2 separate regions of the Homo sapiens genome follow, and region 2 is linked to region 1. Evidence: chromatin loops called from intact Hi-C (ENCODE). Cell type or tissue: IMR-90. All regions are shown on one strand. Each heading gives the region's core, and the rest is flanking DNA. Links, peaks and the distances in the headings are about the cores only. Region 1 has its middle 150 kb from the start of LINC02476. Region 2 has its middle 53 kb from the start of LINC02476.

Evidence for each region. A loop is a pair of places that touch in the nucleus more often than their neighbours do. Peaks named below come from ENCODE experiments on the same cell type or tissue, not always from the same donor. Only the 100,000 strongest peaks of a DNase experiment are listed, where the experiment ranks them.
Region 2: it touches region 1 in a loop (2.0-fold over the local background); 2 of 110 quality-filtered maps call a loop at or near these places.

What each region holds. Positions count from the first base shown.
Region 1 is chr7:120,047,412-120,058,631 of GRCh38, reverse strand. No RefSeq gene overlaps it. Among named protein-coding and RNA genes, the nearest start is that of LINC02476, 150 kb to the right of the region's middle. In IMR-90, for the core only: no CTCF peak of the experiment used is centred there; DNase peaks (open chromatin) are centred at 3,121, 5,141 and 5,551; H3K27ac peaks cover 3,775 bases.
Region 2 is chr7:119,954,848-119,966,067 of GRCh38, reverse strand. No RefSeq gene overlaps it. Among named protein-coding and RNA genes, the nearest start is that of LINC02476, 53 kb to the right of the region's middle. In IMR-90, for the core only: no CTCF peak of the experiment used is centred there; a DNase peak (open chromatin) is centred at 6,057.

The DNA.
Region 1 (11,220 bases), core at 2,196-10,195:
ATAGGATTCCTGGAGTATAGGCTGAAGATAACCCACCTGGGCTGCCTGAAAATCAAGCGTCAGTGGTAGTAGAGTTAAAACCAGGGGCAACTCCAGTTCCGCTTCACCAATACCCACTTTTCCAAGAAGACATATGGGACATTCACAAACACTTAGAATGGCTCTTCAAACATGGAATCTTAGTCAAATGCCAGTCACCCTGGAACACTCCACTCTTGCTGGTACAGAAACCATCTGGTGAATATAGACCGGTGCAGGACTTACGCGCTATAACCAGGCTACTGTAACCATCTACCCAGTGGTACCAAACTCATATACTTTAATGGGATTTATTCCAGCAAGTGCTACCTGGTTTACTTACTTAGATCTGAAAGATGCATTTTTCTGTCTTCACCTAGCACCAGTTAGCCCATCTTTTCATTTCACTGGGTGATTCACAGTTCACCTAGACAAGACTCCCACGAGGGTTCAAAAACTCTCTCACAATCTTTGAAGAAGCACTGGCTTCAGACCTCAAGGCCTACACCCTGCCAAATTATAACTGTGCCTTGCTGGAATATATAGATGACCTTCTTCTGGCAGTCCCAACCCAAAAGGACTGCTTCCAAGGAACCCAAGACCTACTGTACCTTCTGTGGAAAGCTGGATATAAGGTGTTCAGGAAAAAGGCTCAAATCTAAGAAAAGTCCAGTATTTAGGCTTCATAGTAAGCCAAAGAGAACGCTGGCTCAGCCTTGAACAAAAGCAGGCTGTTTGTGTGCTTCCAACTCCAACCACCTGGTGTCAAATAAGAATTCTTGGGAGCAGCAGGGTTCTGCTGTATCTGGATCCCAAATTTTGCAGTAATGGCCAAGCCCTTACCTGAAGCCACAAAGCAGGGGGAAAGGGAGCCCCTCCTCTGGGAGGCTGACCAGGAGAGGACATTCAAGCAAATCAAGGAAGGCTTAACTCAGTCCCCAGCCTTAGGACTGCCAGATATAACTAAGCCTTTTTTTTCTATATATCCGTGAATGAAAAGGAATGGCTATACGGGTCCTGACTCAAGTCATGGGATCATGGCATCGCCAGTGGCATACTCATCCAAGCAGCTAGACACCATAGCACTAGGGTGGCCTCCTTGCCTCAGGGCACTAACTGACTTTGCCCTATTGGCACAAGAAGCTGACGAACTGACTGTAGGGCAACAACTGACCATCTGGGTACCGCACTTGGTTATAACATTAATGGACCAGAGAGGGCATCATTGGTTATCAAATCCAAGGATGACCCAGTAACAGGGTCTCCTATGTGAAAATCCTTATATAACTCTGGAAACGGTAAATACCCTTAACCCAGCCACCTTGCTCCTGATAGAGTTGGGAGCCCCCCTTCATGACTGTGTGGAAACAGTAGACAAGGTGTTCTCAAGCCAGGGAGACCTTACAGACCAAACCCTCAGAGAACCAGGTGTTGAATACTTCACAGATGGGAGCTGTTTTATACTGGGTGGGGTCCGCTGAGCTGGGTATATGGTGGTAACATTGGACTCAGTAGTGGAGGTTCAGCCTCTGCCTACAGAGGCAGAGCTAATAGCCCTGACATGAGCTCTTTTGCTGGCAAAAGACAAAAAGATCAATGTTTATACAGACTCCAAATATGCTTTTGCCATGTTGCATGTTCTTGGGGCTATATATAAAGAAAGAGGACCCTTAACTGCTAGGGACAAAGAAATAAAACACAAAGAAGAAATTCTGCAGCTCTTAGACGCTGTATGGGCCCCAGAGAAAGTGGCCATTATGCACTGCAGGAGTCACCAAAAGGCAGGAAAACTAGAGACTATGGGAAACAGAAAGGCAGACAGGGAGGCCAAATGGGCAACAATGACTACACTGCATTTTAAGAAAGAAACCCTAGATATGCCTCTCCTCCCAGATCCCTCCCTCCCAGAGGTCTCAAGTTATTCTTCAAATGAGAAGGCCTGGTTTGCCTGAGAATCTGGAAAGTACATTGAAGGAGAATGGTGGAAATTCTCCAATGGGGGACTAGCTATCCCTGAAATGGGAGTTTCAAGTTTGTAAGACAATTCCATTAAGGAACTCATATGGGGAAAATGGCACTAGAAATGCTACTATGTGCCATGGCTCACTGCCATCACCCAAGACATTTGTAAACAATGTCTAACTTGTGCCCAGAACAACCCAAGACAAGGGCCCACTTGGCCCCCCGGGAATTCAGGAAATGGGGGCCACACCCTGTGAAAACCTACTTGCAGATTTCACAAGATGCCCCAAATGAGGGGCTACCAGTACATGCTGGTGCTCGTCTGCAACTTCTCGGGATGGGTCGAAGCTTTCCCCACTAGAACAGAGAGAGCATGAGAAGTGACTAAAGTATTGTTAAGATACATTATCCCCAGATTTGGACTGCCCCTAACTCTAGGGTCAGACAATGGTCTGGCATTTGTAGCTGAAATAGTTCAAGAACTAACACGGCTGTTAAAAATAAAATGAAAATTACACAGCCTACCGGCTGCAGAGCTCAGGAAAGGTGAAGCACATGAACTGGACACTCAAACAGCTACTGAAAAAATATTGTCAAGAAACTCATCTAAGATGGGATCAGATCCTGCCCATGGTCCTCCTCTGAGTCTGATGCACCCCCAACAAACAAACTGGGTATTCTACCTAAGAGACCTTGTTCAGCCAGCCACCCCCTATCATAGGTCAAATTAAGGGTGATCTCTGTGAACTAGGGAAATTGACCTTAAGGAGACAAATGCAGGCTTTAGGGATAGTCATGCAAGAAATCCATGGCTGAGTACGGGAAAGAATGCCCATAAGCCTAACAGAACCAGCGAACCCATTTAAACCTGGAGACTGTTTGGGTTAAGCAATGGAATCCAACCACTTTGGGACCCATATGGGATGGGCTCCATACTATAATCTTGTCCACTCCCACTGCTGTTAAAGTTGCAGGAATTGTGCCTTGGATTTACCACAGTTGACTGAAACCGGAAGCTCGAGACAAATGGACCAGCCATTGGGACCCAAACCATCCCCCAGGTTGATCCTGTGTTGAGACTGAGTCGCCAGTGGAGACAACAACAGCCCTGCTCTAGTCACCCTGGAAGCTGACTAGTCTATGCATGGCCAAAGCTTGAGTCATCATCAGGGAAGTAAATGTGGCTAGAAATATTGAGCCTAGTAATTTTCCTTGTAACACTAGTTGTTTTACTATTGTCCTGTTGCTTTGCTCAACCCCCTCCTCTGGGTAAACACCTCTTTTGTGCCTGCTGGGTATGAGTATGCTACTCTTTACCTTATTATTGCTGGTCCCCTTATCTATGTTAAACGGAGAACTCTAAGAGGTATGCACTCATACTACATGGTCAGGAAGCACTATAAACCAGAACTCTATTATACCATACTTATTGTGAGTGTATTGGAACCCACCTAGGAAATTGTACTCACAACCAGACCACCTACTCAATTTGTGACCCAGGAAATAACCAGCCTTATGTGTGTTATGACCCTAGATTCTTACCTGGGACGTGGTTCGAAATCTGTGACGGGTCAGAAGAGGGAGCCCTTTTAAACGAAAACAAGGTACCCCCCTTTCCACAAAGGAACCATATCCTTGTACTTAAATATTTGCCAGGCAACGTTCAGAGACTCAACCTTTCCTGTAGGAACTTGTTGTAAAAGTGTTAGAACTCCCCCGGCTTGCTCCACCTGGGACTGCGCAACATGGGCTACTAAATAAAGGCAGGTCATGTTTACCCAAATACCAGCAGACCCAGACTGTAAAGCAAATGCTTGCAGTCTTGTAAATTTCACCATCTTAAAGCCAAACATACAGATACAGACTACAGGAATAGAAGCACCAATAGGATACTCCTATTTAACCAAAAATCAAGAGGGAAAAACTGTCTTTAAAAATGTTATTTTTACATATCATGAAGAAAATCCAGACCTGTTCAACAATTCAGAGTTTTCAAGTCATTCTATGAGCATATCAACCAGAAGTTTCCTGAGCCCCCTCCTTTGGCCGGAAATCTGTTTGCCCAACTAGCTGAAAACACAGCTAGCAGTTTACAGGACTCCTCATGCTATGTTTGCGTAAGAACCAACATGGGGGATCAATGGCCATGGAAAGCAAGACAGCTAATGCCCCAAGATAACTTCACTCTGTCTCCTCTCCTGAACCAACGCGCACGAGCTCGAGTGTCTGGCTCTTAAAAACCTCTATTATCAGAAGATTCTGCATTGCTCACTGGGGAAAACCCTTTACAGACCCAGCAGGAGAATTAACTTGCCTAGGACACCAATATTACAATGAAATGCTAGGAAAAACTTCATGGCAGGGCAAAAATAATTCCACATCACCTCATCCCAGCCCCTTCTCCTGTTTCCCTTCTTTAAACCACTCTTGGTACCAACTTGAAGCTCCAAATACCTGGCAGGCACCCTCTGGCCTCTACTGGATCTATGGGCCAAGCGAATATCAGCAACTGCCAGCAAAATGGACAGTGGTTTGTGTACTAAGGACAATTAGACTGTCCTTCTTTCCAATCCCTCTAAAGCAAGGAGGAGCCTTAGGGTACCCTGTCTACGATGAAACTAAAAAGAGAGATAAAAGGAGTAAAACCACAGGGAATTGGAAGGATGACAAATGGCCCCCTGAAAGAATAATCCAATATTATGGACCAGCCACTTGGGGGGAAGATGGAATGTATGGCCGCACCCCTATTTACATGTTCAACCACATCATAGAGTTACAGGCAGTGCTTGAAATCATTACTAATGACACTGCAAGGACCTTAAATCTAATCGTCCAGCAAGCCACAAAAATGAGAAATGCTATTTATCAAAATAGACTGGCCTTAGATTACCTCCTAGCCCAGAAGGGAGGGGTATGCAGGAAGTTCAATCTAACTAATTGCTGCCTAGAAATTTATGACAATGGGAAGTCATCGAAGATATAACTGCCAAAATCCAAAAATTAGCCCATGTTCGAGTCCAGACTTGGAAAGGATGGTCTCCTGATTCTCTCTTTTGAGGCTGGTTCTCATCCCTTGGAGGATTTAAAACTCTAATAAGAATAGTTCTGGCCATACTAGGAAGTTGCTTAATACTCCCTTGCCTCTTACCCCTCCTTGTTAAACACATTCAATCGACCACAGAGGCTTGTGTAACCAGGCAAACTACCACTCAACTAATGGCTCTAACTAAATATCAACCTTTGCCAAATGAAGAAAATCTACCATTACATGAAGAATTAATTAATAGTGATGCTTTCTATTAAACCTCATTTGTAAAAAGCATCAAAGCGGGGAATGAAGCAGAAGTTAAAAGAGAAAAACAAGTTTTTCCTGTACTTGGCTGAATCACTCCAAGGCCAGCAATAGGCAGGGCCCTGGCCGAGACATGATAACGCTATCCAGGAAGACAGAGTCCACAGGAATGAGTCCCAGAGACTTTCCTAACACGCCATCAGAGCAAGGACAAGAAAAACAAATTCCTTTACTATCTCCTCATCCCTCTACTGTTTCTCAATTTCCCAAGTTTTGTAAATTCCTGTTTTTCCTTCAATGCAGCTGCAAGGTCACAAGCTATGCTTGGGTTACGAAACCCGTCACAGTCTGATTAATTGACTTTGTTCTGCTTCTGTAAGCTTGCTTGCCTGCCCCACGAGTTTTGCACCATTAAGTTCCCACCGCGCCATTCAAACCAGCCAACCCCCTTTCAGAAGTGTGTATAAAAGTCAAGTGTATCTTTGTTCAGGGCTCAGCCTTTGGATGTTAATCTGCTGGGCCAGTGACCACTTAATAAAATATTCCTGTTTCACCCATTGGTCTCTACGTTTCTCTGATTCCCGCAACAACATCTATATATACATACAACTACATACAACTGTTTTATATATATACACACATTATATATACACACACAACTGTTATATATACTTCGAGACATAAATATGCATACATACATAGCCACACATTTATCTGCCATTTCCTCTCTTTACTTATTTTACCTTAGATTGTTTTTTCCATACCTGCACACATAAATCTACTTTAGTCCTACTAATTAGTAAATAACAACGTATTGCATGGGATTGTCTTAATGTATTCAGCAAGTCTATTGATTTTAGGTTGTTTCCAATGTCGCTACTGAAAACAATCCAACAGCAAGTATTTATATATAAGTCTTCTTCTGCATATGGGTCAGTATAAACTTTAGCATACTTATTAGTAATTCACTGCTTACAAATTCATAAGAACTTCTGCATATATGTTTCTAATCTTTAGCTTTTAAAAAATCAGTTATTTCCTAATGTCTTTTAAGAGATGTAATTATTTGATTGCTTTCAACTTATAAAAGAGAAGGCTTTAAACTTCTTGTTAATACTCACACTTAACCTTGAGTGGACATCACTCTACTTCTATTTATTGCACTGAAACAAGAGGAAATTTTAGATAACAATGTCATGTCTATATCGTGACTGTTCTTTTTTTACAGTTGTAACAGAGTTCTTTATAAGAGCATACAATGATCTGTTTTCAAGGATAAAGCTGTTCTTTTCTGAGAATAAACTCCCAGATTTCAATGTAAATATTATTATATAAGAGAATGGGAAATATGTTTTTAGAATTTTTTTTATAGTTCTGGAGAACTGTCATTCAAATTCCCCTGAGTCATTCCAAAACTTGCTGAATTTATGATCTGAGGAGTTCTTCAAATTTCAGCATTTCTTACCAGATTCTTTTTACTGTAAGTATAAGATCAACTGAGACTTTTGTCTGTCTTCTACTCCTGGGTTCTTGCTCTTTGATTTTGTATCCCCTAGGGGACTAATTTCCTCTTCTTTACACTGAGATTATGCTCCTTTGCTGCCCTTAATCTACCCTGTTTGCACTTTCTTCTTCCTTTAAAAAATATCTACTCTTTTTGGTAATGATTTTATAATATAATTTTTATTTTGTGGAATTTTTTGATGTTACCAGGGACTTACTATGTGCCAGAGACTTATGATAAATAGCAGAGTGATTTGTTCCTATATTAATTTAGGTAGGAGAAAATGTAGACTTAGTGAAGTTGAAGATCTTTGTCCAGTGTCCACATGGCCTCTCTTTTAACCACAAATCTCAACCCACTGATGACCAAGTGCCATGCATTAACAATGAGTGATAAGAGAGAAGACTGCTGGGTTCAATTCCAGAGGTTGTTAGAGGCAAACCTCTCACTTTATTTCTCAAAGTTGTACTACATAGATGACTACAACATTTCATAAAGATTTTCTGTTTGGGGAGCCAGGAACCCCTCTTGGTTTTCAAGCCCAGATGGCCATAGTAAATTGTCTATGATTCACAGCAAAGAAACTAATCCTGTATATAGAACCTACACAGGAACAAGATGTGCTCCACTTGTTAGTCTCCATTCTGACTTGATGAGTTAGCTTTTGGAAAAATGTAATTTATGAAGTAGATATATTTCATGAACTAAAATAACTATGTGTTAGGTATGGTATGCAAATTAAGCATATATATCCATATATATCCTATATAAATATGGAGTGATATGTAGATATAAACATAAGCATAGACACGCACAAAAAAGACATAGTACGGAACAGTGGTTGAAAGCTTGGCTTCTGAGTCAGACTGCATTCTGTGACAATTTTCTTCACTTACAAATTAATTTTATTTTCATCTTCAGTGCATTTAAAGGCAGAACAAAACAACCCTGCTCCCCATTCCCCTGCAAAAAAGAAAAAAAAAAGGAAAAGAAAAAAGAAAAAAAATCTTTGTTTTTGTTTTTGAGATGGGAGTCTCACTCTGTCACTCAGGCTGGAGTGCAGTGGCCTGATCTTAGCTCACTGCAACCTCTGTCTCCCATGTTTAAGCAATTCTCTGTCTCAGCCTCCTGAGTACCTGAGATTACAGGCACCTGCCACCATGCCTGACTACTTTTTGTATTTTTAGTAGAGATGGGGTTTCACCATCTTGGCCAGGCTGGTCTTGAATTCCTGACCTCATGATCCACCCACCTTGGCCCACCAAAGTGCTGGGATTACAGGCAAGAGCCACGGTGCCCATCAGAAAAAAAAAAAAAAAAAAAAAATATATATATATATATATGTATATATGTATACATATATGTGTGTATATATATGTATATTTGAAGCCTAATAGTGTGCATTCAAATCAGAGCCCTATTACATATTAGGAATATCATCTTCTATTGCATTTATTTGTTCCTCACTTCTTAATCTGTAAAGTGGGAATAAAATTCCATTTAACTCAGATACTTGTGAGGAATGAATAAGAGTGTAACTCAGAACATTACCTGGTATGTATAAGAACTGAATAACTGTAGAAGTGTTAGATATTCTTGTTCAGTCTGTTCAGAAACCTAGAAACAGAAAGGGTTCTATTTATTGAGGACTTTTTGGGATCAGCATCTGGTTCATAAAAGCACGGCTTACTAATTCAGTATAGGTGCTTTCTCTCAGCTTGAATATGAATGAACATACGAAGGCTTAAACTAAAGTCCTTTGACAATGTTAACTCCAGAATTCCAATAGCAAATGAGACAACTACTTACAAAACAAAAACAAAATAAAAAAGAAAGATATGTGATTTAAATATAGTTATCAGTTGAAAACAAAGAATAAACATCAGCAGAAATAGGCTACATGAATGAAAAACTAAGTAAGGCACTGTTTCTGCAAGGTAGTGAAGATCAACCTAAAGTCAAATGAAGTTTTATGTGTTTGTTCAATGTCATCAATACTCTACCCTCTTAAATGTTATATCCCGCAGAAGCAGTAATAAGAGTTCCAAGTGGAACCCACTGAGTAGTTATTGCTGGAAATAAATTTAATCTGATAAGAATGTGATAATCAGAAATGTCCTCATAGCTTATCTGATATTGACTAAGTGATCACCATGGGGCTCCAGTTAACTATCACTGATTGGAATTCATAGTAAGCCCCAATAAATCTTTGACTATTTCCAGCAGTGTAATCAAGATAATTTTTTTAAATTTACATATTTATAGCTTGAAAATTGTAAGGACATTATATACTTTTACAAAGAAATGACACATCTAATACCTGTAATTAAATACTTTTAGCATTTTCTCATCATTAAAATTTTAAAAATATAACTTCTGGAAATTTATCATTCCAGGTAAAATTCTTGTTCTAAAATAATTAAATTTTGGAATAGCTTTGATGTTAGCTATTTTATATTTTACCATTTTAAAACGAAAACAATTTAAGCAAACTAGCAGCAGATCAATGTATTTTCATTGTAAAAAAGCAAATAGTCGAAAACTAAACAAGTATACATGATGCAAGGAAAAGCCCTACTTTAATTATCTAATCTTATACCAATTGGTAACAATAATAAAAAATTTGATATGAGTATGTCTATGCATTTGTATGTGTACATACATAGACACAAACATATATAATTTTTTGTAACATGTGGGATGAAATATATTAATACTTATGCATAATTTTCAAATCACTTTTTGTTTTTGCTTTTTTAAACTCTGTCCTCCTAGAACATTATTTTAGAACTCTTAGCTTTTGGAAAGACTTAATGATTTTGTAATTTTTACAAATGAATGCATCACACATGGTTTAACCATTCCCTAATCAGTGGATATTTATATTATGAGTAAAATGTAGCCATTATAAACAGTGTTTCAGTGAACATTCACACACCCACATAAATAGGTTAAATATTTCTGTAAAAATCAACTTAGATAAAATATCACTCTAATATCAATGTTAACTGAATATTAAGAATAATTTTTAAAAATAATCTAATAGGTGTATAGTTTTAATTTTTTTGGTTTGAATTGATTGTCACAAAAAAATTGCTGGTTTTCTTGAACATCTTTTTCTGTTTGTTGGCAAACTGTAGTTTGTTTCATAGTTTTTTAAATCAAGTATTTGTACCTTTCTTTTGTCCATTATTCTACTGATTAATTTACTCTATTTATTTTAGGAGGTTATTATATACTAAACTGTTGCCCTTTATATATGTTGTACATTTTTTCCCTAAAATATTGCTTGTCTATTAACTGTATTTATGACATTTTTAATATAAAAGATCTTTATTATTATGTAGGGTAATCTGTTGACTTTTTTTGTTGATAGCTTCTGAAATATTATTTGACTGGCTTTTCTAGCTAAAATCAAGTTGTGTGTCAGGAGCTCTGGATGAAATAATTCAACTCAGAGAGTGCTTTTATAAAGCAACTACAAATTAGTGAGTGGAATTATAATTTTTGTAACACTGATATTATATCAAAGGTATATCACACAACTAGGAAAAATATGTAGACTGGAAGGTGTGTTGTCACTGATCAGATATTGCCATTTGATGATATGTCTATGCAAATCTCACAACAGCTTGGCTCTGCTTAGCCATATTAGAATAATGATATGTTTTCTTTCATTTAAATGAATTAATGTTTGATATGTTAATTGCCAGAACTACAACAAAGCCACATTAAAAGAACATCTCAGTGTATTCTTTTTAGAGATAGCAACTTATAAAATATTGAATGGTAATAACCAGACAGAATTTATTCATATTTCTGTCTAATCTTTCATATGTTGTGCAAATTCTAAATCTATACATTATATAGAAAACAAAAATAAGTTCAGTGATGACAAATAAACATAAGGTGCTATCAATATATGTGTTCCTGTTCTTTAATTTAATATGTTGTTAATATTTACTTGGTGATAATCTTATGGGGGGTGGGGGGTGGGTCCTTGCTCCCAGAGCTCCCAAGATGGTGGCAGGCCACTTCCAAAATGGCAGCGGGCTGCTTCAAAGATGGTCGCAAGCCTTGTGTTCTCTGACCTGGGGTTCTTGGCCTCACGGATTCCAAAGAATGGAATCTTGGGCCATGCGGTGAGTGTTATAGCTCTATTAGAAGCCGTGGGTCACAGAAGAGAACCATGGAACCCAGTGACTAGTGTTCAGCTCAATTAGGGCAAACCCGGGCACTTAGCTGTGCAGGAACAATGGCGAGCCTTTAGCCAGATCAGGAGCAGCAATGGGCGCCTTGCTGGATCGGGAGCACAGCAGACACCCTGCCGGATCTGGAGGGATGGAAGGCAGTGGCGGGTCTCCGATGGCGGCAAACAGCAGTGGTGGATGGCAGTGAAAGCTCAGCTGGAGCCATAACAAACACGGACCAGAATGGACTGCAG
Region 2 (11,220 bases), core at 1,874-9,873, 92 kb after region 1:
TCCAATATTTATTAAGCTCTTTAAAAATATTCCAGTTATAAAATATTTACATTCTTAACGTTAGCACCAGAAAATAACAAATACCATTTTCTTCTACCTAAGAGAAATAATAGCATATGTAAGGTTAAAACTCTGTATTTCTCTTAAACCACACTGGCTTAATTTTGATATAATTATATCATAGTTACGGTTTGTTAATTATAAATTCATTTATTACAAACGTAGAATCCAGGAACCACATTTATGTCCTGATGGGTAAGAAAAAATGAAACATTTTCAGAAATGTATACTGAGCACCTATTGTAAGTATATTAGGGTTCTCCAGAGAAACAGGGTGAGTTGGCCAACTAGAGACCCAGGAGAGCTGATGGGGTAGTTCCTCTCCAAAGGCTGGCAGTCTTGACCCAAGAAGAGCCAATATTTCAATTTGAAGGCAGGAAAGACCAATTGTTCCAGTTAAAGGGCAGTCAAGCAAGAGAAATTCTCTCTCACTCAGAGGAGGGTTAGCTTTTGTGATTTGTTCAGGCCTTCAACTGATTGAAGGAAGCTCACCTGCATTAAGGAGGACAAGCTGCTTTACTCAGTGTACTAACTCAGAAGTTGATCTCAGCCAAAAACACCCTGGCAGAACACAGAATAATGTCTGACTAAATATCTGGAAATCCTGTGGCCTAGTAAAGTTGACCCATAAAATTAATCATGACAGTAAGCCAGGTGCTCTTCCTGATGACAGTCACAAAGCAGAGAACAAAACAAAGCTCTACCACCCAGGGACCTCAGATGACAGCCTATGAGGGGTGTGTGTGCATTTGTGTGTTTATGGGGGAGAGATATATGATAAACACATAAGCAAATACTCAACATAATCTGTCTCTCTCTTTCCTTACCCTCCCTTTTTCTCTGTTTCTGTCTCTCTCTCTCTTTCCCCCTCTCCTCCTCTTTCTCTAATAGGGCAGAAACATTTCAGCACATATGTTCATACATTACATTTAAGGAGTGAGTCATGAAATTATCTGTGGCAGCAGAGTTTCTGATATGGGAAATAGAAAGTTCAAATGCCCTGTGTTTGGGAGTATGGCTGTTGAAACAGTCCACAAAGGAAGCAGTTTAGAGGAGGCAGATGAAAAAAAGGCATTGCCAAAAGCTAGTCTCTGGAAGAATAGGACTCAGAAATAACAATGAATTGGCCTAAGAAGCTATGTGGCAGAAGTAAGATCTGGACTCAGTGGAATGCAGAATAACCGTGTTAGTATGATGGCTTTGTTGACTCAGTGGAATGCAGACTGATCATTTTAGTATGATGGATTTCAAACATTATTTTGGCTTCATCAAAAACATGTAGGCTGTGCACAAAGCCTCATGGCATTAAACACCAAGAGATCTTTTAGTTTCAGCTGGACATTAGCTGAAACCAGAAGTTTCTAAGACTATATTATAGGCCACATTTAGTTCCAGTCTACATAGGTGGATCTAGATTAACAATTATAACATGCTCTTCTTTTTCAGTGAGTTTCCTTTGTAGTTGTCCACATGATACACGATACATGGAACTAAGATTCAGTGATGGGAGCTACCTTGACTTAAAAATCTTATGCCTCACAAAAGCCAAATATTTTCTTTAAACCCCTAAATGCTTCTCTGGAAGGGGCATACTTAGTTACAAGAGTCCCTACAAGTCAGTCACTGCATGAAGAGAATCCCAAATCATAATGTTTTCCTCAGGTAGATTCATTTACATATGCTTCTTCCCATCTATTCAGATAAAATTTACCAATCATAGATTTTTTTAAAGTGTTGTGTAATAATTTTGTTCACAATATTATCCTTATATTGTTACAACAAGAATAGAATTAGTCAGTTAATGAAGGCCAAATTCTCATACCATTCTCACAGAGACAAGTAGAATATAAGATCTTATTAAAATCTAAAACAACAAGCAAAAGTGGCTTCCATATCTAGCCATGATAGTATTAATTGGAAGCATATTGATCTTTCTGTCTTACACAACTGTAATAAATAAGGCAAAATTTTTATTCATTGAATAGGAGTCTTTGAATCTTTAAAAAAGACATAAAAAGCAAAATGAGATCCCTGTTTAACCAAATATATGCTTGTGGCCTATGTCAAGTTCTTGGGAAATAAAAGCAGAGTATGTGTTGGGGGAACCAAAAAATGTAGATAAGCAAAACAGGATGGCAGTCTTACTGAGTTGAAAAAGCAGAGATTAAGGGTCAGGGCAGTTGAAGAGCTGGAGTCTGTGACAAAGCATACTAAAATTAGAAACTGTTCATCTAAAGCAGACTTGAAACTCCAGAACTGCCATGCCAGAAGATGAAAGACCAAGAATAGATAAATATAAATGGCTATCTTTTTTCTTTTATTAATTTCTGTTAAAAAAATGAATTTGTATCTATAATCATAATACATATATAAATATATCAATAGTACCATAGATTCATGAAAATGAATTATATTTTTGAAATAATCTTATTTTGCATAATATAGTCAAATGGCAGGCAAATATCACTTATAAATATAGAAGCCAAATTTCTTTTTTTATATATATATATTTTTATTATACTTTAAGTTCTAGGGTACATGTGCACAACGTGCAGATTTGTTACATATGTATACATGTGCCATGTTGGTGTGCTGCACCCATTAACTCGTCATTTACATTAGGTATATCTCCTAATGCTATCCCTCCCCACTCCCTCCACCCCACAACAGGCCTCGGTGTGTGATGTTCCCCTTCCTGTGTCCAAGTGTTCTCATTGTTCAATTTCTAATCAATATTAGCAAATTTAATCCAGCAATATATAAAAAGGACAATATATCATGATCAAGTGAATTATTCCAGGGATGTAAAGGCTCTTTTCCTTTTTTTTCATTTGAAAATAGTGCACACACCATTAACAGGATAATAAATCATAAGAAGTAAAAAATAAAAATTAAAAGTTCGGTTCAAAACATTAGAAACAACATTTGAAAAACTTCTAACACATATCCATAATAAAAACTCTCAACTCTGTACTAATAGGGAACTTCATCCATCTAATAAAAGATATTTACAAAAAAGCTCAGATAATATACAATTATAGAAAGTTATTATGTCATAAGTTATATGGTGAAATACTGAACAACTTCCTTCATAGGCTGAGTTCAAGGGAAGAATGACTCTTCTAGTCAACATTTTATTGAATGCATTTGGTGAAATATTAAAACTGTCTATCAAAAAACAGAAAATAAGGCAATGTTATTCGCTCTCTTTTATTCAAAACATCTATTTAACATTATATTCAAATAAAAAATAGTAAAATAACATTAATTTGAATAAACAAGTAAATTATCAACATATGTTGATGATCTCATTACTTTTTTAGAAATTATACTAATCCATATAAAACTATCAGCACTAATAAGTGAGTTTAGTTAGGTTGATAGACTCAAGCAAGTATACAAATATATATTGTATGTTTATATACAATAGAAAACAATTAGAAAATAAAATTAATAAATCAATTCCATTTATAACATTGTCAAAAGTTTTATAAATAGATTTGAAAACCATTGAAATTCTGAAATCTGAAATCATTAAATGTGAAAAATATTGAAATTTCAAAATATTACAATAAAATCCTAAATAAATACTTACCATTCTAATATATTAAGATAGTAATGATAATGTATCATTTTCCTACATTTTGATTTATATATTCAATGTGAACTCAGACAAAAAGTCCATAAAATTTTTTGATGGAAATTAACAAACTCATTCTATAAGTATTTGAAAACATAAATGATCTAGAATAGGAATCAACATCTTTCTAATAACAGTACCTTGAGTTCTGTCACCAACAAACTAACGATCTGTTTTTTCAACTATATACTGCTAGTTTTCTTGTTAACAATCATGACCTAAGAAGTTCAAATAACATTGCAGTGAGAAATATGTAAATGTGTTATAGACAAGAAAAAGAAACAAACAACTAAAAACAACAACAAAACCCACTTATTTTCTAGATTAGATCTATGACATTAGCATGAGAAGGCAAAAAAGCTTTCAATAGTTTATCTAATAGAGTAAGAAAGTGGTTTGCCTAGCTTCATTGTCTTTATCTCAGGTTTTTTTTCCTACTAATTATGCAATTCAAATTAATGGCATGATTTGACAGTGTAAGATATTAAATAAATCTATCTTTATCCTCCTCTTTTTAAAGATATCCATTTTTATAGCAACACTAATGCTGTCACATAGCTTTCTTTTCACAAAATTCTGAGGAGATTCATTGGAATTCTTACTCAGAAAATTTTTGGAATTCAAGAATTTGGAAATTCTATTCCATGAAACCCTATTGATATAAAAATTATACTAAAAGTAATAGGGCAGATATCAACCTATTAGAAAATTGGAACTTTAGTGCAAAAGCAAAAAAAAAAAAGGCTGAGATACTCAGCGACATGCAAATACTAATCCTTAAACTGAACATAAGGTCGCAGAATGAGGTACTGATAGAATGAATATACTTATTCTGATCTGAACTACTTTGGTGATATAGCAATCACAGGTTCTTAAAAATTGCTGAACCATTCAAAAAAATCTAATCCCATTTTTAGAATTAGATTTATAGATTTTTATGTGCATGAATCATCTTTGAAATTTCTGTGATTGCCCATGGAATATCTTTGCATATATCACAAAGTTTCCCTAAGATGATTCACTATCAGAAGAAACTGATTGTTCCAGAAGTGTATTATACATCCCTAAATAAACAAATCCATGTTATTTGGTGCTGACATTATAAATAGCAGATATTTCTTATAATGTAGCCAAATTTTGGAATGTTTCTGATCTAAGTCACTCTATAAACATGCTTTCTTTTTTATGAAACTGCTTAAATTGAACTAAGAAATTACCCATAATCATGGACCATATGTTAATGCTACAATCAAAATTGCAATTACCCTCCCTGCTACATACACACACTTATACACACACACAGAAACTAACTCAGTGTGTAAAACTACAGTCATCCCTTAATATCCTTGGGGGATTCATTCCAGGGCCTCCAGTGGATGCTGAAATCCATAGGTGCTCAAGTCCCTGATTTAAAATGGTGTTAGTATTTGCATATAACCTACATAAATCATCTTATATACTTTAAATTATCTCTAGATTACTTACAATGAGTAACACAATGCAAATGCTATGTAAATAGTTGTTACAGTATATTGTTTAGGGAATAATGACAAGAAATAAAAGTCTGTACACGTTCAGTACAGATACATCCATCCATTTGTTTTCCCCTGAAAATTTTCTATCTGCAGTTGGTTGAATACACACATGTGAAATCTAGTGTATTAAATACAGTTGACTGACTGTATTTACATTTCTTTATTCAAATTGATAAAAGCTTACTTTTAGATCCCACAGTTATTTAACTATTAAGGATTTATTCTGGTGCTGCTAACATTCATATTGTGTTACCTAACATGCTATAGTTCACAATTCTAGTTATGTAAGAAATAATGTAGATTATTCATATTTTGCAGATCATGTAACAAATTAAGTAATAAATCTGAATCTCCTTTGTAGAAGACGCCTCTCATTTTACTGCTTAGAAAGTTACACTTAGAAATCTGGCATGACAGCTAAATTCATAGAGTGTGTTATTAGTAGAATCATGATTCCCAGTGCCTTGCTTATTATATACTACATGAAATAGCAGGGTAGGCCCTGAAATCACCCTTGAGTGTGTATCAGGAGAAAGTTTAGCTTATAATAACCTGGAGTCTTAAAAGAATTAAACATTTTAATGAAAGTATTTCTAATACTAGTACATTAAATAAAAAAATACACTCTTTAAAGTAGCATGATATAGGAAATAAATGGTGTACTTTATCTAAAAAAGAGTGGATATTTTTATTTTTAGCAATACAGAATGTGAATAATCTAGGTATAGTTTTTTCTCCTCAAGAATGACAGATAAGCTAAGCATACAGAGAACAAAACTGATTACTCAAAGTTTAGTCACACTTAAATTACACAAAGAGCTGAATTCTGACTGCATGTATTCATGGATGTTAAAATAAGTGAGAAGATGTGGCAAGAATTCTTTAAAGGCTTTTGTGTTCCTTATGGAGTCACCATTTTTTTTTTAAATTGCCCATAGTGAGGGTCCTACTTCTGTGAATGCTAGATACAATACCTTCGTGAACAAACAAAAAAAAAATATCCATCATAGCTAGGGAAAACAGCAGATTTTTAAAAAAATCATGGACTCTATGTAGTATCATTTTAGGAATATAAATCATCTTTTCCCTCATGATTTAAACACACCAGTATCAAATAGCCTTATGGTTGTTCCTTTGAATAGATAGGCTTACTTATTTTTATCTTTTGCCTATACCAAAAGTATGCCATCCATTTACTTTGAGCATAGTTTATCATTACATATATATATAAGAAAATCAATAATGACTAATATTATGAGCTTTTAATATGTGCTATGCCTAGGGCTCAGTATTTGACATATATTACCTCATTCAATGCACCCAACAAAACTGTGAAGCAGATACTATTTTTAACACAAGTTAACAATCTAAAAAGTGAGGCCTTGAGGGACTTAGTAAGGTGTATAAGGCCATAAAGCTAATACGTGTTGGAACCAGTGCTTGAATGCATACCAACTGGATCAAAGTTAAGATTTAAATCATTATGCTATGTTATATGTGAATATATTGATCATTTACTTAAACAATTTTTTATGAATCAGTGATACTCCCATGCAAAACACATAACTAATAAATGATCTGTATCAGTAAGAATTAAGTTTGGCTGCATACAAGGGTAAGTCTAAATTAGTGGTGGCTAAAACAATTTTCTGTGTTATATAAGACCAAATCTAGGCCTTGCAGGGATGATGTGTTGCCCTGCATTGTCCAGAATTAAGTAAATTCAATTTTTTCCTTCATCATTCCTAGATCATACCGTTTGTCCTCATTGTCCACAATGGCTAGATGTCAGCCATTACTTCCGCATTTTTAGAAAGTGAATGATAAGATCCCCTCTTCATTTTCTGTCCTAGAGGTTGTAATTTCGCATTCTCATACATCTTTTTGAAGCCATCCTCACAGGGCTAACAAGAATTCTGGACAGAAATATAGCTATATTTAAGCATTAATCAGGCTGCACTCTGATCTACTTCCTTCTAACTAACAGGTAGCACTAGATACTGATCATTTGCATCTTCATGGCCCCTATAGATAGGAATTCTGATATTAGAACTATAAAGCTTGTGTTTAAGAATTAATTTGCATCCTGATTGTTCTTATAGTTAAGATCTCTGATGTTAAAATCATAAGACTTTTTTTTAAAGGATCACCATTTTTCAGATTGTGAATGCCAGCAGAACAGCTGACCCCAAACAGCTTGAAGACCCCCACAACAGAACTGAATCAGCATGAAAATGCAGTTTCTCCACCTCTCTGTTCCATGACTTCACCCTGCACTCTTCCACCAATCAATGGTCTCCACACTTTGGTCGACACCAAAACGCTTAAGAACCCAACCCTAGCCCCAAATTCCTTGGGGAGACAGATTTGAGGAGTCCTCTTACCTCTTCATTTGGCAGCCTTAAAATTAAAACTCTTTCTTTGCTTCAACTTAGTGTCTCAGTATATTGACTTGCAGTGCATTGGACAACAAACCTATCATAGTTATATTATTGGCTGCAATTTAGTCTATGTTCACATCTATCTAAAAGGAATAGTGGAAAATATAGTGTTAATTTTGAGTGGGTATAAAACTGATAAAAATTAAAGGCTCTATTAATGTAGAAGGAAAAACGATCTATTAAGGAACAAAATATCTAGTTTCGGTCACACAAATGAACACATAGATGAATAAAGAAAGAAATAAAAACACTATGTTTGCCAGAATCCAGACTAAAAATAAATATTAAATTAACTATAGCAAAATAATTTTTAGAGAAATCATGAAACCAGACTTTTAACTTTCAAGCATTGAAAATACTTGTTTTTGTTTTTGTAAAATAAATGACAGGCAAATGTACTTCCTCACCCTTCTTAGAAAAGAAAAGTTAACAAAAATAGAATTAGACAGTGTATGTAATAAAGGAATTAAATGTTCTTCAAGGTAAAATGGTTATGTTCACAAGGTCTGAATCAATTTCAGACTATCACAGGTTGGGTATACCAGAAGCAGCTGTTGAGATGAAGTTTAAAGCACAAGATGTTTATTATGAATCAACACACCTTAAAGGAAGGGAGAGGAAGCAGAATTGGACAGAGAGTGAAATCAAGTCAAGCTATGATGCAAAATTGTCAAAACTCTGGCCAACAGGATAAAATATCTGGAAAAAGGATTGCCTGTCAGAGTTGCCTAATAGTGATGGAAATGGCTAGGCCTCTCTAGTTCACCTCACCTCAGTCTCTAGATGTGGTCAGCTATGGAAAGGTGTGACTTGGGCAAGGCCAGTCTTGCAGTTGAGGTGCTGATTACAAATATGTACTATTTTCCCTACTTCTGTCTCTAGGCCACTGGTAACTGGTCCATGTGACTAATTCAGACAGATCATTTGAATGCTGAATTATTACATGTCATTTCTAGGCTGGAACAATACATTGCTTATGCCAGATGCCCCAGAGCTTCTTTCTTCTAACATAGTAACCAGCAACATAAGAGATAGTGGTTGTTCAATCTATCTGGGTATCTGAAAGACAGACAATAATCATCAAAGCTCTTCTGCTGATCCATGTTAGACATACAAATTACATACATCATTTGGATTAGAGGTTTATTTGCTACCAAAATATAACTCAGTGAATCCTGATAGAAATCCTCATGGTTTTTTGTTTGTGTGTTTTGTTTTGTTTTGATCATGGAATCTTTACACTTAGATGGGCGAATTCACATACACACACAAAAGGTTGTGCCCAGATAGAAGGCTATGCCCTTTTATGTATGTGTCTTATAAGCAGTATATAGTTAAAAAAATCTAGCCTGATATATATTTAAGCCAAACCTAATCTGATACAAGTATCTAAGAAGGTTATGAGGCCAGTGTGTGCAATTCTGAGTGTACAAGATATTGTACAAAGTTCAGTTAATCGAAGATTTAATTCATGTCAGAGAATGTTTCTAAGAGGAAAAAGAAAATACATTGACAGAACAAATGTACAAAAAATATCCAGTATCTATTGCAGAGTACATAACAGTTGAAATCTGAAGAAACATTTTCCTTATAGGCATAGGTAATATTGTTATAAAGGGAGGTTGAAGTTAATGGGTGATATGAGAAATTAAACCTGGATGGGGAACTAGTATAAGCCTATCAAACCTGCCATTCCAAGTCTATTAGCCAGGTTCTGAGAAGAGAGAGAGAGAGGTTTGTTTCACCTCATTTAAATTTCTGTCATGTATATTGCCTATACCATTCTCTTGTCAAGTAAGCTATGCTGTTTCATGAGCTTTCATATTGTCTTCAAATGTTATTTATAACATGTACTCATTTATTTTTATTGTGCTTATCTCTTTTCTCTAAACAGACTTAGCCATTTATAACCTAATTCTCTATCAGTTATATTTCTAAATTATCCCATACTATGTAATACAGAACCTAGTAATATATTAGAAAAATTAGTTTTGAAAGTCAATGTTTTTCTACATTCCAATACTGGCTCCACTTTTTACTCTCTCTGTGATTGGAAGTTCTCTATTCATGTTACAAAATTGTGTAGATAAAAGTTTATAATATAAAAGAGATTGTGCTTTTTCCAGATGCCCTAACAAATAGAAAAGTACAAATAAACTTTACATTGTTCACCTCAACCTAATAACATATCAATAAAAGCATGCATTATTTTTATCAATATAACTGAAAGGCATTATACATAAATATTCAAAAAATACAAACATTTGATTCTAGTGTTTATTTTACCACCAACTTGGAATATACTTGTGAAAGTCAGTTAAATTCTGAATTTTCATTTTGTATCTGAAAGTGACAGAAAATAACATTTTAAGTTTGCATTTTATCATATACTTTCCCATTTATTCCTCAGAATAAAGCAGAAATAAATATTACTACCTTTATTTTAAAGATGAAATCAAAGGCCTCAGAGGTTAATAACTTGCCTGTAATAAGTGAGGAACATGGAATTTAAGTTCAAGCTAAGTCTCCTATATCTGTAGTCTCTAAATTAAATTGTTCTATTCAATTATAAAATCAATAGGTGTAAATATGACATAAATTGGGAAATAAAGAATAGCTATTAAAACTACAATGTTGACAATACCTTTATTACTTAACCTTTCTCTTTGAGGTGAGGCTTAATTGAAACTTATAACACCACCAAGGAAACAGTTACCATATAAAATAAAATTAGCTAACATTTTGGTATGGACCACTTTAAAGAAGCTAACACAACTTAAAAGTAACATAAAATAAAACACATTAATTTCAGTTATTTGTAATGGGCTAAGTGAAGTAAGATAAGGAGAAAAATATGTGATTGGGAGTTAAAATAAGTAGTAGTATGAATATTTCCAGTTAGGGTAAATTCTGTGTTCCAGAATCTTGAAATATTTTATCAAATGTGAATTTCTGTATTGAAGAATTGCCGACATTTGGGCACAGAGTAAGAACTGAGGCCATATCTTCCATTAGGTCTACCAATATTTTTACATGTACCTTTGATTTCGGAATATATAGAAAAATAAAAAAAAACCTTTTTTTCCTTTAGCATATAAAAAAATCTCAAACGCATTCCTTGTATTTTTTAAAATTAAACCTTTAAACTACATGTTTAGTTTAGTGTAGGGCCAGAGGGAAATTTCCTCTCTGCCTACTGAAGGTTTGCTGAAGCTGAACTGACAAAAGGCAGATTAATAGGAGAAAAAGACAAACCAAATTTATTTAATACACATAAGCATGTGGGAATCTCAGGAAAATAATTACCTAATAACTTAATGAGATCTAGATGCTTATATATCCATCTTTATAAGGGAAGGGAAAATGAGGGGTTACAGGAGTCGATTATTTTCAGATGGAATTGAATGAACCCAAAGAACAATAGCCTGGGACAAAGTGTCTCTGAGTTCTATGGGAGGTGGTGGTAAAGGGTGGAACTTCACTGTGAACAAAGGTTGTCCTATGCTTCAGATAAGTCTTCCAGGCAACCACTCAGAGCTACCCT